2 separate regions of the Mus musculus genome follow, and region 1 is linked to region 2. Evidence: chromatin loops called from intact Hi-C (ENCODE). Cell type or tissue: left cerebral cortex. All regions are shown on one strand. Each heading gives the region's core, and the rest is flanking DNA. Links, peaks and the distances in the headings are about the cores only.

What was found. Hi-C counts contacts between places; a loop is a spot of excess contacts. Peaks named below come from ENCODE experiments on the same cell type or tissue, not always from the same donor. Only the 100,000 strongest peaks of a DNase experiment are listed, where the experiment ranks them.
Region 1: a loop joins it to region 2, with 2.3 times the contacts of the local background. A loop is called at or near these places in 2 of 42 quality-filtered maps.

The regions. Positions count from the first base shown.
Region 1 is chr12:51,398,225-51,406,008 of GRCm38, reverse strand. It overlaps Scfd1 (Sec1 family domain containing 1), which reads right to left. Exons shown (of 25, transcript NM_029825.3): 10 at 5,911-6,010. Gm40422 (a long non-coding RNA gene) reads left to right here. Exons shown (of 6, transcript XR_872746.2): 2 at 403-536; 3 at 7,218-7,254. Among named protein-coding and RNA genes, the nearest start is that of Gm40422, 9.1 kb to the left of the region's middle. In left cerebral cortex, for the core only: CTCF peaks have their summits at 1,618 (motif pointing left) and 3,774 (motif pointing left); a DNase peak (open chromatin) is centred at 3,764.
Region 2 is chr12:51,588,225-51,596,008 of GRCm38, reverse strand. Coch (cochlin) reads right to left here and starts at 2,668. Exons shown (of 12, transcript NM_001198835.1): 1 at 2,604-2,668; 2 at 2,352-2,404; 3 at 2,218-2,271; 4 at 518-674. The coding sequence starts at 2,385. In left cerebral cortex, for the core only: no CTCF peak of the experiment used is centred there; DNase peaks (open chromatin) are centred at 2,229, 2,528, 2,964 and 3,898; H3K4me3 peaks cover 1,918 bases; H3K27ac peaks cover 573 bases.

The DNA of each region.
Region 1 (7,784 bases), core at 1,157-6,156, 190 kb after region 2:
TAAGGCCCTTTTCCCTAATTGTTTTTTTATCTAGCAGTGAAGATGCCACAGGCCAGTCGCTAGGCAGAAGCAATAGGTAGGCCTTCCAGGTCCCTGCAAGCAGGCTGACAAGGAGAGGAGAGGACAAAGAGTTCGCCATGCTTGCGAGGGAGAAAAGCCAAGCAGCTATGTGAGATCTCGGGCACAGTGACCACAGGCTGCTTCTACTACAGGTGGGAGGATCTTAGGCAGAAATCAGGGAAGCTGGACGATTGCTATGGGGCACCATGAGAGGACTGTGGTACTAGGAAGGGAAGCCAAGGTCTCACCCATTCTAACTACCCACAACCACATATTTTGATTCTGCTTTTATTTGAAATGTGTCTTAAATGAAATGTAGCCCACACTGTTTTGCTTTGCCAGAGTGATCTGAGTGTAAGAACTGAGATGGCCTCATCATCCTGCATCTCTGTGTGGATATGAACAGAGCTCCCCGACCATTCAGACGGAACAAGGAGCAGACACCACCGGAATGAAGAGGTTTTAATCCAACTACGGTGTGAATGTTGATTAGACTGCTAAGCATGATCTATTTTATTTTAGTTCAGAACCCAAGGAATCCTCTGTCAGCAATGTTTCTAAAAAGCTTGCTCACTTTTATTTAGAGAGTTCTTTACAACCCTAAGATCTGTGAACTGGATAGAATCTATGCTATGGATCTAATTATAAAAACACTATGAATTAATATAGTCATATTTATGAAGGAGGAATATAAAATATTAATGTTATAAATTGATTGTGTGTTGAGCTAAAATTCACATTATTAGATTATTAAATATTATTAAGATAAATTTCATCTGCTCCTTTTTATCTTTTTAGTGTGACTACAAGAAAAAAAATCCAAATTTACATTGGCAGATGATAATACACTGATTATAAAGTACTGCTTTAGAACCACAAAACTTTGGTCAACAGTGACAAGTGGGGAGAGGAAATGAACCCAGAAAACCACCACAAAGGGTACAATGAGATAAGCATGACGGCTCAAGCCTGGAATCCCAGCACTTTGGAGGCTGAGGCAGGAGGACTGCTGTGAGTGCTCTAGCAGGGCTACAAAGGAAGACCAGGTCTCAAAAGATGGATAGAAAATGGTCACGAAGCAATTAGGATGTGAAGGGACACAGCACAGGAGTTACCATCAGTTCTGGTGTGTGAAAGGTACAGGAGACTCCTGAGCGTTGGAGGACAGAGCTCAGTGAGAGAAAAGCTGCCAAGCTGAAACCTGTGCACTGCTGAGCAAGGGCAAGCGCTCTCGCCTGGTGGACAGCCACATCTGCCCGCCCAAGGCTGAGGCACACTGAAAGCCCCTCACTGTCTAATCATTTACTGGTTCTTATATTCTCAAAAACGGAGAAGGATGTTGCAAAGTTTTTTTGTCTGAAGAGTATATTTTCCATTTAAATTTAAAAACTAACCATTTTGACAAACAGAAAAGCTGTCTCAATTATCATAGTTGTTTCCAAGATCTAATACAGAAATAATTATCAATGGTTTAGATGTTTCAGGCCAACATAAATGATATTTAAAAAAAAAAAATTCAAACATCAACCTTGTTACTAAAGTAGACGTTTTACTCCATCTTGTGGGGACAAAGGGTATTAATTATGAAGACTTCTAAGAACTGCAAATTCCAAAGTAAGTAGCTTAAAAAAACAATCAGTAAGTAAGGGTCCCTACAGCTCTGTTAGGTTCCATTGGGTCTCCCTTATCCTTCTCTGTTGTGCCGTTTCTTCCTTTGCTGCCTCCCTTCAGACACTAGCAGGTCCCAGGGGAGCTTTTGCTGGTCCCTGGGCTCCCATCATGGCTGGGGCACAGCAGCTTAACTCTCAGGGCGGGGCTCTCCTCCTCTCCTCTCCTCAGCTCTCCTCTGCACACCGTCAAGCTTTACAGCCACAATCCCCAGAGGTTTTCCTTTTAAATTAATAAAACCATCCTTGAGCTTAAAAAATAAATAATGGCACAGTTATAATCTGCAGTAAGGGCAGGAGGGCCGCAGTGAGGCGAGTCCCAGATCAGCCTTGGCTATGATATGAGAACCTGTCTCAAAAAACTCAACAACAAATAAAAATTTTAAAAACTACATTAAAACTAGCAGAAGAAGATCACCAGAGCTTGTGGGTTTATTATAACCAGCCTCTGTGAGGCTGAAAACTGTCATATGAAGATGAATCAAAGGAAAAATACCTTAGCCTTCACTCACTCCTCTCTGCCTCTAGCTCTAAAGTGACTTTGGGAGCCACCAGGTTTGCTTTGTCCTAAGCTTTCAGTACTTAAATAACAACACAGAGTGTGTTCTAACTTGACCGAGTGGGTGATGAGTGAGTCTACTGAGCAGCATGAAAACTTCCATTCCTCACTCTGATCTCATTGCAAGAGGCCCATGTGAGCCTTGGTCAGTTTTATGGTCGTTTTCTGACCAGGACTCAGCATTAATCTTTTCTTTTCTTTCTTTCTTTCTTTTTTTTTTTTTTTTTTTTTTTTTTTTGGAGACAGGGTTTCTCTGTATAGCCCTGGCTGTCCTGGACCTCACTTTGTAGACCAAGCTGGTCTCGAACTCAGAAACATGCCTGCCTCTGCCTTCCGAGTGCTGGGATTAAAGGCATGCACCACCACGCCCGGTGCATTAATCTTTTCTGTTGAAATTATGTACATATATGCCTTCCTTCCTATACATAAAAGATTTTCTATGTCTTTCTTCCCATATGTACAGGATTTTATATTTCAATGTCCCACATCTAAGAGAGTCAAGGAGCCCAATAATGCTTTTAATGTAGCAATTAGAAAGGATCCTAGCCCAGTGGTGGTGGCACATGCCTTTAAGCAGAGGTGACAGTCAGGACTACAAGAAAAACTGTCTCAGAAAGAAAGAGAGAAAGAAAGAAAGAAAGAAAGAAAGAAAGAAAGAAAGAAAGAAAGAAAGAAAGAAAGGCAGGCAGGCAGGCAGGCAGGCAGGCAGGCAGGCAGAAGAGAAGAGAAGAGAAGAGAAGAGAAGAGAAGAGAAGAGAAGAGAAGAGAAGAGAAGAGAAGAGAAGAGGAGGGAGGACCCCAAGATATCTCAGTGCTCTGGATAGCTCCCACACCAGCACAGACAGGAGAGATGGTCCCTAAGTGGCATGCTTTTACTCAGACCCTTAGACCCCAGGGTCCCTCAGCACAGCTGGAGGGCTACTGACAAAGCATGACTCGAGGCCTCTGAGATGCTCAACATGCCCACTCTGTATGTTTCTCCCCAGCCACCAGATCTCATCTCCCATTTGAACCCAGGTCTGAAAATCCTGCTGTTAAAATCTCTGAAACTCAGTCATTGAGAAAAGCCAGTTTGAGTATCTCTCTAAACATCTGTGGGTATTGTTCCCTAATTGAACTCCAAAGGGCTACCTCTTTCCACATGAGATCATTTTCTTTTACCTTCACACAGCTCTGGACCTGGGACTGTCTTCTTTTTTGCTATCTCCAAACTGGCTTACCCCTCCTCCCTAAACCTATACCAGTGCTGAAACTCACTTCAGTAGGCAGTAACTAATAACTGTTCTCCATCAGAGGCAAATATTACCCCGTTCTACCTCTTTTCCCCAGCATACATTCGGTGTGGTGGAAAGAACATTTGAGGATTGATCAAGGTCAAGGATGTTGACAAATTATCTTAGAATGTCCATGAGGCCCGCACAACAAAGAATGGTCCAAATGTTAAAGCTACGGTCTCATATGACTCACTGTTGCTCCCTGCTGGGCAGTCTTATCTCCTACATCATTAAATGTTTTCTTGGTCATTACCATTGGTTCACAAAAATGTGGTAATTTCTCTCATTTTTCTGGACCTCACATTATCCTTCCAGCAATCACTCTCCTTTCCTAACTCTCTAGGCAGGAAAAAAAAAGAAAGTTTTTTTTTCTTCGCATTCTGCCTTAAACTCATTTCAATCTGTTATGACACGTGACATGAGCCCATGTACTGTACTATATTGCTTCCTATGTCCTATGTAACCTTGCTTCCTTCTCCCTGACTCCCATGCTACCTCACTGTGGCTAGTGTGCTACCCTTACATTCTTTAAACACACCCAAACCTTTCTACCTAGAGTATTCTGTCCCCAGTTGGCTGCATTTTACAAGTGAGGTCTCTCTGGTTTTAAAATCTCAGTCCTGGTCATCAGCATTTTACTGTAGAGTGCTTTTTTTTTTTTTTTTTAACCTTCTGAAGGCTTTGTTTCCTTTGTATATTGCCTGTCTCTTCTTCCTAGAAAGCAGCTTCAGGGAGACAGCAGTACTTGTGTCTTTTTATCGTTGCTAAAGCCTAGGTTCAAACTATCCATTCATTCATTCTACAGTTCTGCTTTCAGGCTTATTTCTGGGGCTCTCTTTGGTTCCTTTTGCTTCTGTACTGAGAGGATATTCACTCGTATTTCCTTGACATTCTTCTTAGAGTCCTAGCATAGGATTCTATGTATGCAGTGGAATTAACAGTTTCTTCCAGCAGCCCTGAATGTGATTTACTTAAGTAAATGCTTTAAAACATCTTGGCTTTAAAAAGATGCACTGTTAAATAGTTATCTGCTGTGATCTGCCTATTTCCTTCTCATATGACACTGTATATAATCTTTGTAATGATATTGTAGTCCTAGAAGTCAATCAACTAGAATGCTTGTTTCAGAGTCAGGGTTCTGGGTTCAGAGTCTTTGAACTCTCTCTCAGGCAGGGTCTCACCTGAGCTAAGAGAACCTCAGGGTTATCTTCCTGCTACAGCTTCCAGAGTCTCAGGGTTATCTTCCTGCTACAGCTTCCAGAACCTCAGGGTTATCTTCCTGCTACAGCTTCCAGAACCTCAGGGTTATCTTCCTGCTACAGCTTCCAGAGTCTCAGGGATATCTTCCTGCTACAGCTTCCAGAGTCTCAGGGTTATCTTCCTGCTACAGCTTCCAGAGTCTCAGGGATATCTTCCTGCTACAGCTTCCAGAGTCTCAGGGTTATCTTCCTGCTACAGCTTCCAGAGTCTCAGGGTTATCTTCCTGCTACAGCTTCCAGAGTCTCAGGGATATCTTCCTGCTACAGCTTCCAGAGTCTCAGGGTTATCTTCCTGCTACAGCTTCCAGAGTCTCAGGGTTATCTTCCTGCTACAGCTTCCAGAGTCTCAGGGTTATCTTCCTGCTACAGCTTCCAGAGTCTCAGGGTTATCTTCCTGCTACAGCTTCCAGAGTCTCAGGGTTATCTTCCTGCTACAGCTTCCAGCGTGTTGGGATTACTAAAATGAGCCACTATGCTTGGGAAATTCTCTTGCTTGTCAGTTTTTCTGTCTATAAAATGGAGACTACTGTGACGTCACTGTTGTTTTTAAAGAAATGACTGTGGCATATGCTTTCTTTTCATTGCCTTTGCAGGTTGGGCTGTGCTTTATTTCCACACATTACAAAGTAAACAGGTAGCTTATGAGTATGAACATAGACAGACATATTTTTAAGCACGTAATTAAAACTACTTCAGAAAACATTAGATAACAGTAAAATACTGTTCCTTTTTTACAATTAAATGAAGTTTATCTGAATCCTAGAGAAAAGGAAGAAATTAGTTTTGCTCTCTAAGGGAAATGATTTCAATTTTTAAATTTTACTTACTTATCATGAAAAAAAATATGGCTGCTTATTTCCTTCATTGCTTCCTTCCCATAACTGCCAATAATGCCGCTAATTACCCTTTATTTAAAGATCATAAGTTCACAACTACAGACTTCTCGAGCACCTATATCGCTAGTATTTTATCCATATTTTTCTGTTTTATTCCTCTTAACTTTGTGCCTATAGCCACTCTGTTAGTTTAAACTTAAGATAACTACTGAATTTATCACAGTTCAATAAGAAGTGCTATATTTACTCTCTTACCAGCACATCGTGTACCAGCGCTTGGTATGTCCACGTATGGTGTAAAGGCGTTGCCAGGTCAATGTTTCTGTCAACAAGGACTAATAAAGGCCTTTGGAAGCTGCAATGCATGCCAAAACATTATATAAATGTCACAGCAATGTACACATTCAAAACTTCCTAGTACTGTCCAGTGTATTTTGATATGAATAGCTGATATTAAAGCTGTATAACAACATTTCTACTACAGTCAGCTATGATCATGAATGAATACTTAATACTAGATTTTAAGTTTCAAAAGAATTTCTTAAAGGAAGAGATCTATAGAAATACATTTATAGAATAATTTTTATAGTCAAAGAAATTGCTCCTCTGATATAAAGTTCAGATTTTTTGAAAAAACAAAAAAGGAATAGGTATTGCCCAATTTGAGGAAAACAGTAGAATCACATAAATTTACCCAAATGTTTCATAGTTCCATACTCTAAAATTACATTTTTCCTACAAATATAAACACAAATTCAAAAAGGAGCTTTGTAAGGAGGGCATCAAAAAACTCCATCCCCTTATGATATGAAAAAATGAAGACACTTGTCACAGCACTCACTTAGTGGACAGGGGCTATGTCGTTTCATGAACTATTTGATTCCATCATCACAATTAGGTCAAGAGCAACATGGAGGCACAGAGTCTGCCTGCCAGGTGTTTCCAAGTGCTAGTGGTGTCCTCTAGAGGCATCCTGTTGTGCAGTGCACACTGCTTTCACAAGGCTTGTAACCTGGTCACGTTAGCTATACAGGTCTCCTCCTGTGCAAGGACCACATTAGTTCCTCTTTACCCCACAGGCAAAGGTCACTGACTCAAGGCTAAATGTCAGTGATAACACCACTTCCACTGCAGTTTTATTATCCCAGAGTACATGGAAAGGGAGGAAGATGGCTTATGGCAGGGTTTCTTAACGTAATAGTGGCACTACTAACATCTGAGGCTATGTAATTTGCTCATTATGGTTTGTCCTGTGCATGGTAAGTTTAGCACTACAAGATGCTTCTAGATATGCTATAATACACACCACTAGATTCAAGAAGCATACACCTGGTTAAGACTATTAAACATGGCATGTCTGTGGGCAGCGGAATCAAGATGGTTGATAACCACTAGTCTATGGCTGGATTTAAACATATTTAACACCTATCCAACAAATTGCTAATTAAAATAACTTGAAAAACATTCAATAAATTATGATAAAATGTTATATTATTATGATGAGATCAAAAATTTAAAGTTTATCCAACTAAATAAAACAGTGCCCCTTTATTGGTTCCTAGGGTACACGATTCAGCATGGTAAAAAGGAGACTACCAGGTAAGGTCTGAAAACCAATCAGCGAGAAGTGAGGTTCCCCCTTAATGAGAAATAATATTAATGAAAGCAGAGGAGGGCATACGATGATGTGAGAGTTGGTATGGCCAAATAGCTAAACACAAATCCATCGTGAGCTCCACAGACAGGAGCAGTTCATAGTTAAGAAGCCCTCAAAGTTAGAGTATATGAATAAGTAAATGTTATTTCTATACATAATTTCTGTCCCCACGGGCTTTATTAATTAATCAAAACTGTAGGTAAGAAGTCACTTTACAAAACTCTCTCCTCTTGATAACTCTTAGACATTTCGGTGAGTTTATTTCTTTATGTCAATAGTTTTTACTTCTGTTAAGAGTCAAAATTCAGGCCAGGTGGCACTGGCACATGCTTTTAATCCCACCATGTGGGAAGCAGAGGTGGGCAAATCTCAAGGACAGCCTGGTCTACAAAGCGAGTTCTAGGACAGCCAGGGCTACAAAACAAAAAGAAATAAAAACAAAAGAAAACAAACAAAATCAAAATGCACTCTA
Region 2 (7,784 bases), core at 1,326-6,325:
AGACTTGTGGTGGAAGTTAAAACGACAGGGTGTGTAGTATAAAAAACCCTACTATATATGACACGATGAGGAATATTTTAGAATTATAGAAATGTGGCCATCGCGCACTAATGCTGGGCTGGAGGAATGGCTCGGTGTTTAAGAGAGCTGGCTGCTCTTCCAGAAGCCCCAAGTTCAGTTCATAGCACTGTGAGGTAATTCACAAACACATGTAATTCCACCTTCAAACCCTCTCAACAGTCCTCCATGGGTGCACATGGGTGCCCGTGAGCACGCACGCACACAAACAAACAAACAAAACAACAAAAAACAATGTACTCTGCTCATTGTCAGAAAGTTTCCCTTGCACATTAGGTCATGCAGGAATACTCACGAAAATCTCAAAACTATGGCCAAAATTGGCACCAAGAAGAAGCAAGCAGGTAGGAGAGGGGTCCACACAGCTTAAGTTGGAAAGGAAACAATCACACGTGTGCCAGTTGGCACCGCCACGCCCTTCCCGTGGGCTCCGGCTTACCTATGGACAGCAGCGCCGCAGATGCTGGACACTGACGCATACACTATGTTCCCAAACACAGAGAATTCCTCAAGAGAGCAGCCTCCTGGGCAGAGAACATCTGCTTTCTCTTTTCGGATATCCAGGCCTCTGGTAAAGCAGGTGACAGGAATGGGAACTGAAGAGAAAGGGTGTGTCCTGTAAGAGCTCCTGGGCTGCTTTACGGGGGAAGTATTGCAGGGATTCTATTTATTCCCCCAATTTCTATACTTCTGCCAAAACACCGACTTAAATGTTGACACCGTTTTAGATATTAGCAAGCCCAAAGGGGTTTCCAATTTAATCTAGGGCCAAGTTACTACAGATATCTAATGTGACATTGTTTCCAGTTCTTCATCAATTTGGAAAATGTAATTGAAAAAGTGCATCAGAATGAGAAAATAGCATTAGTCTTTGACCTAGAAATAAAAAAAGATCTTAATTGTGATGAACTCTTTCCAGTTATTTATGATGACGGTACATCTGTATTGAGCCTTTGTGGAGTGTCTTCATAGACAAATGCAAACGTCTTCAGCTACCCTTCCCAGGGGGCTGTCTGGCCCATTACCTGATACAGTCAGGGCTTTACAGTCCCACATTCACATAAACCAACCAGTTAACAGGTGCCTGGATCATATATTTTACAATTGAGGAAATGAAAGTCATAGAGTTAATTAGCCTACGGAGCACGCCGCAAATCCCAAAGGCTAGGACACAAGGAAATTAGTCCTCTACTTGAATCTGATTGTATCTCCTCCAGATCTGTCCAAAGGAATATGGAAGGCAGCACCCCCCCCCTTTTTTTTTTTAAAAGAAAGCACTGCTAATATGCTTAAATCTTACAGTCAGTCGGACCAATTTAAAAAAAAAAAAAGTCTCTCCCACGAGGCAAGAAAGGATGGTTTTAAAAGTTGAGTAATTTGCCTCTGCCAAGGATCCTTGCCTGGACCACGGAAGAAAAGGGAAGACGCAAGGTGCAATATCAATTCTTCAGGCTCGGTTAAAATCCTAACTTCAAATAGGAGCCTTGCAACTCTATGAAATAACCCAAATCTTTTCCCTTTTCAGCGACGGGGGTGGGGGTAGGTGGGAGTGGGGCGACAACGACTCTGGAATCCAGGACCGAGATTGTCCGGAGCTGCTAACACTTGCTTTGTTGGGCAAAAGGTACTTACCATTTCTACTTTGAAGAAAAGCAAGCGTAAGATTTTAGAAGCGAAACTCTCTTACATCGCAGAAAAGACACCGAACCACACTCGGACTTCTACACGTGGAACAAACTCTTTTGAGGCTCCCAGGGAGATAGATATAGGAACCGCCGACGCTGTTTTCCAAAGGGGTTACAAGCACAAACGCACAGCACAGCGAGGTGATCGGATTAGGTGGGACCAGGATGTGAGCAGCCCTCCTCTGTGGGCTGGGACCAAACAGTTGTCCCCAGCCCGGAAAACAACGGAGTAACTCGGGACGAATGGTCCCGGGGCTAGGTGGCGTGCTCCCGGGAAGGAGGCACAAACGGACCCCGGGGACCCTGGCGTGGAAAAACAGGCAAGCCCGAGGGCTGCGCTGGAGATGGGTGAGGGCGGGTCTCCGCCTCTGCAGCCCCGCATCCCTACGCAGGTCCCTAGCCTGCGGGAACTGACCCTGTCCTCCCCATCTCCCTCCTCCCGCACCTAACTCACCCGCTCCCTCGGCGCGCGCGAACCGGGGCAGCAGCAGCAGCAGCAGCCACGCACCTGCGGAGAGAGGACAGCGAGGTGGCTACAGCCTCCGCCCGCGCGAGAGGGCGAGGGGTAGGGGATGGGAGTGTACCCACCGAGGCAGAGAGCAGGGATCCTGGACGAGGGCATGGCGAGGATCTCCGTGGACCTGCGGGAGAGTGAGGCGTGAACGAGGTTCGCCGGGGACCGCACGGCCCTGCGCTCCTCGGAAGCCGGCGAAGGCGGGAGAACCCGACCGCTGCAGTTCGAGCAGCTCCAGACGCGCTGTGCCACCTCGGACCAGCGTGGGGTACGCCAGGACACACAGGCAGAGGCACAGACCCTATGCACCTCCCCGGGTCCCGCACCTGCGTGGGATCCGCCCGGCTACACCCGAGTGCGGCAAGCGCGGCTCCGTGGCCGCTATAAAGACGGGCGGCGCGCATGAGCACTGTGCGGGGGGCGCCAGCAGGGGCTAGGAGCGGTCCCCAGCCCTCCCCCTCCCGCCCCCGTAGGGCGGTGGCCGGCCAGCTCCTCCCTCGCCCCCCCCCCCCGACGGTCCCCGGGGGAGGCCAGCGGACTGGCGCCTCTTCCTGCGGTGTGGGGTTCTCTGGGGAGGCGTGAAGGTCGCCTGTGGTGTCCGGGGACTTGATGGGAAAAGGCGTCGGAGCGCGTTTGGGGAAACGCCTAGGGACACTTAGGGCGTGCAGGGTACTGGACAGAGACGGTCTTAGGAGCCGCCTTGAGGGAATTGAGGGGCTCAGCAGGGTGCAGAGCAGCCAAGCCACCCGGTTCTGAGAACAAAACTTCCCAGCTTCGCGCCCCGTGGGGAACAGTGCCTACTTTAAAAGTAAAACCAAGCAGCATTTGATAAATGTTATGGAAAACTTGTCTTAGGGGCTCGGCCTCTGGACTTATTTTCAGGTGGAAAACGGTTTTCCCTGATGGGTCATTTGTTGTAAAGAGTAGGTACATTGTAGAGTGCTCCTAACCTCCAGACAATAGTTACATTTCTTTTTTTCTTCCTCTTTCTCCAGATTAGGAAAGATTCCTTGTTTGTGTTTCTAGTCTCAAATCTGGTGATTCTATGGAACTTTAGATGTGGTAGTATGTGCTCCGCATTTCAATTATAGCAACTTTTCATGATGGGCATAGAGAAAGAACAAAACACATAGGGCGTGTTCATGACAGACCTGCAAGGTAGCAGAGGAATTTCAGACCTGGACAGCCCCTGCTTTAGGTTTTTGTTGTTGTTGTTGTTGTTGTTTTGATTTTGGTTTTTTGAGCCATGGTTTTAAGGTAGTCTAAGATGACTTTGAATTCATTGTATCCTGCCTCAGCCTTCCGCAGTGCCACGGATGGACCAATCACACCTGGTTACAATACCTGTTTTAAATGTAGCTTTATTCAGCTATAATTTATGTCATAGAATCCATCCATTTAAAAGACAGGATTCAGTGACTTCTAGAAAGTTTATGATCCTCACCGTAGATCAATTTCAGAATATTCAATCACATCCAAAATGATGCCTCCTGGTGAAGAGCCGGCACGCCCTTTCCTCTCCACCACATGACCTCAGCAGTCCACTTCCTCTCCCTATAGACTTGGACATTTATGTACGTGGAGTCCTACACTAGTGCATGATGTGGAGGTGTGACTATGCTGAAGTGTGCGTCAGCTGAACAGCCCTTGCCTGGGCTGACAGAATGCCTCCGTGGTTTTACCAGGCATTTCTTTTATCACTTGGCTGTCTTCTGAGAAGGGACAAAATTGCTTGGTCGGTGATTTGGGAAGTACTCGGTGTTTCTTTTTCTTTTTCATGGCTGCTTGAAAGATTTGATCTCTTTCATGAGAGAATTGTGATTTTCTCAGGAGTCTACCTAACCATCCTTGATAGTTTTCTTGGAAGAAAAATTGAAGATGAAGACAATTAAAGCTGTCCTTTTCATGATTGTTCTTTGTGTGTCCTACGCCAGGGTTGGACAGGTTCCTCCAGTCAGGCCCGGGAAATTGTCGTGATCTTGTATAATTAGTTGCTAGGCAGCAACTCAGGCAGCATGGTCAAATGGGGTGCAAGGCAGAGAAAGAGTCCCTGCAGGGCACAGTCCCTGATGCCAGTCCACCATGATCTGGCAGAATCAAATTCCTGCAGCTATTTCCATGATAGACCCTGAGTCTGTGACTTAAGAAATGGAGGAAATAGCTCATTAAGTTTCATGGCTGTTTACCCAGGCATTTTAATTATTTTGTTTTGAAACATTTAAGAGAAGTTAAGTCTTTATTTATTTTTATTCTTTTGGAAAGACCAACCAAGGAGGGTGGAGGAGTCCGGGTGATATTTCTTTTCCTCAGTTAGTTTGTTTTTCATGTTCACCATAAATATATGGAGGGAAAAATATGTGCTTTTAGAGACCGGTCTTCAGAGCCAGAGGGAGAGGCAGATCTGGCTCTTGACTGAAAAGACAAATTTATATTCAGTTCGGTGATATTTCAGAGCATTGTCCAGGATTGCTAGTTATCTTGCTCTAACAAAGACCATTTAATATCAACAAACAAACAAAACCAAAAACCAGAGAGCAGCTGGCTCCTAACTAGGTTGTTGTGGGGACCACTTGGGGAGCACTGATTTGTATGGTAGCGGGAGTTTTCCATCCCTCAAGAGATTCTGATCCTTTTGCTCTGGGATGGGGACAGAGCATTTAAAAACCTCTCTGGATGATTCTAATGCATAGCCCAAGATACACAATACTTAATTCAATGTCAGCAGAGAAATTAATAATTCTTAATCTTTCACTGGCTTTTCACTTTTTCATTGAGATTCTATTTCTATGTGTCAACTATGTTTCCATGATGAAACACAAATTATAGTTGTTTAAAAACAATGTCCAGTGGTAGTGAAATGGCTCAGCACAGAAAGGTGCTGGTTCTGCAAGCCTGGCCACCAGAATTTAACCCTAGGTGACCCACATAAAGATGGAGGGAGAGAACTGGCTGCAGAGTTGTCCTCTGATCTCCAGAGGTGGGAGCTGTAGCTTATACACTCACACCCGCGCCCACACTCTATAATGAACAAAATGAGTAAATCCCTGATGAAGACATTTATTGTTGATCGTTGTGCCTGCACTATTGATGCTCTGCTCAGGAAGTTATCTCCTGTGTCAATGAGAGCAAGGCTGCTCCTTACCTTCTCTTCTATCAGCTTCAGTGCGTTTGGTTTTATGTTGAGGTCTTTGATCCACTTGGACTTGAGTTGTGTACAGGGTGATAGATATGGATCTATTTGCATTTCTTCTACGTGCAGACATCCAGTTAGACCAGCACCATTTGTTGAAGATGCTTTCTTTTTTTCCATTATATAATTTTGGCTTCTTTATCAAAAAACAGGTATCCATAGGTGTGTAGATTTATGTCTGGGTCTTTGATTTGATCAACCTGGCTGTTTTATGCCAATACCATGTAGTTTTTGTCATTATAGCTCTCTAGTGAAGCTTGAAATCAGAGATGGTTCTTTTATTGTACAGTATGTTTTAGCTATCCTATTTTTTCCATATTAAGTTGAGTACTGTTCTTTCAAGGTCTGTAAATAATTATTTTGGGGACCCTTGTCTTCCTACTGTGTTGCCCCATCCAGCCTAGCTTTATTGCAACTTGGTATGCCATGTTTGGTTGATCCCCCTGGGAAGGGTATCCTTTTCTGAAGGTAAACAGAGGAGGAGTGGATGGGGAGTGAGGAGATGGGGAGGGGAGGTTCTGAGAGGAAAGGAGGGAGGGGAAACTGCTGTAAGGATGTGATATATGGAGAAAAAATTAAAAGTAAAGTTACTTAAAAAAAAATCCTAACATGATGTGTTGGCTATCTTTGTCAACCTGAAACAACCTAAAATTCTGTGGGAAAAAATATCAATAAGGAATTATGAAGATTAGGTAGGCCTGTGAGTGTGGCAATAGAGGCTGTCCTAATTGCCTCAAGGGCTTTGGACTTTGAGAAAGTAGAGAAAGCAAGTTGTGCTCACAGCATAGGCATGCATTTTATTTTCTCTTTGCTCCTTTTAGAAATAGATTTAAAGATTTATTTTATTTTTAATTGTGGTTCTGAGGAGTCTCGGTGAGCACAGCCCACAGAGACATCTGATCTTCTGGGGCTGGGGTCCTGTGCAAGAGCAATAGGTGCGCGTAACCATCAAGCCATCTGTCAGTTCTCTTTCTGCTCTCTGATTCGATGTGACTGGCTGCCTGCAGTTCCTGTTTGACTCCCCACAATGATGGACTGTAGCCTGGAACTGCAAACCAAAGAACCCTTTCTCCCATGATGCTTTTGGTCAGGGTGTCTTATCACAACAGAAATGAAGTTGCGACCGCTGGCCTGTGAGATAGGTGGGAAACAGTGCTTAGATACCCAGCAACAGTTTGTCATTTCACTTTTCTTTTCTTTTTTTTTTTAAGATTTATTTATTTATTTATCTATTTATTTATTTATTATATGTAAGTACACTGTAGCTGTCTTCAGACACTCCAGAAGAGGGCATCAGATCTCTTTACGGATGGTTTTGAGCCACCATGTGGTTGCTGGGATTTGAACTCAGGACCTTTGGAAGAGCAGTCAGTGTTCTTACCCGCTGAGCCATCTCACCAGCCCTCACTTTTCTTTACAGCTGAATAGAATCCCACTGCTCCTCTGTTGCTGGGCATACGAGCTAGCTCCAGCTCCTTGTTGTTGTGAAGAGTGCAGCAGTAACACCTGGGTGTGCAGGGACCTCTGTGGTGGGGTGTGGAGCTATGCGTGGGAATCCTAGCTGGGTCATACGGTCATTATATTTTTAATTTTTGGAGGCCCCGCATGCTGATTTCCATCACAGTTGTCCCGGTTTATGCCGGTGGTGAAGGCTCATCTTTCCCCACCAGCATTTGTCTTGCCAGTTTTCTTGATAATAAACCAGCCAGAATTATACGGTTTTTCAGAGCAGCCATGATTTGCATTTCCTCATAGCCAAGAATACCAAATACTTATTGGCCCATTTGTGTGTTTTTGTTTTAAGAATTTTTTGTTCACTGCATTTGACCATGTGCTGATTGGCAGTTTTCTTGGTTGCTGTTAAATTCTCCAAGTTCTGGATATAATCTAGATAGTAATTTCTGTCTGAAGTGTGACTGATAGACGTGTTTCTCCCATTCTGTAGGCTATCTGTTCACACTGTGGCTAATTGGATTTGCTCTGCAGAAACATTTGAATTTCACGTACTCGTGTTTGGACATTCTTGGAGCTACGTCCTGTGCTACTGAGCAGCTAGCTCAGGAAGACCTTGCTGTCTGGAATGTACTTCCTGGGCTTTCCTCTGGGCACCGACTCACTCAATTCAGCACTCCGGTTTTGTTTTATTTTGTTTTTTAATTTTTATTTTTTGAGACAGGGTCTCTCTATGTAGCTCTGGCTATTCTGGAACTTAGTATATATTCAAAGCTGGCTTTGAACTCAAAGACCCACCTGCCTCTGCTTCCCAAGTGCTGGGATTAAAAGCTTGTACCATCATGCCACACCAGCTGATTATTAC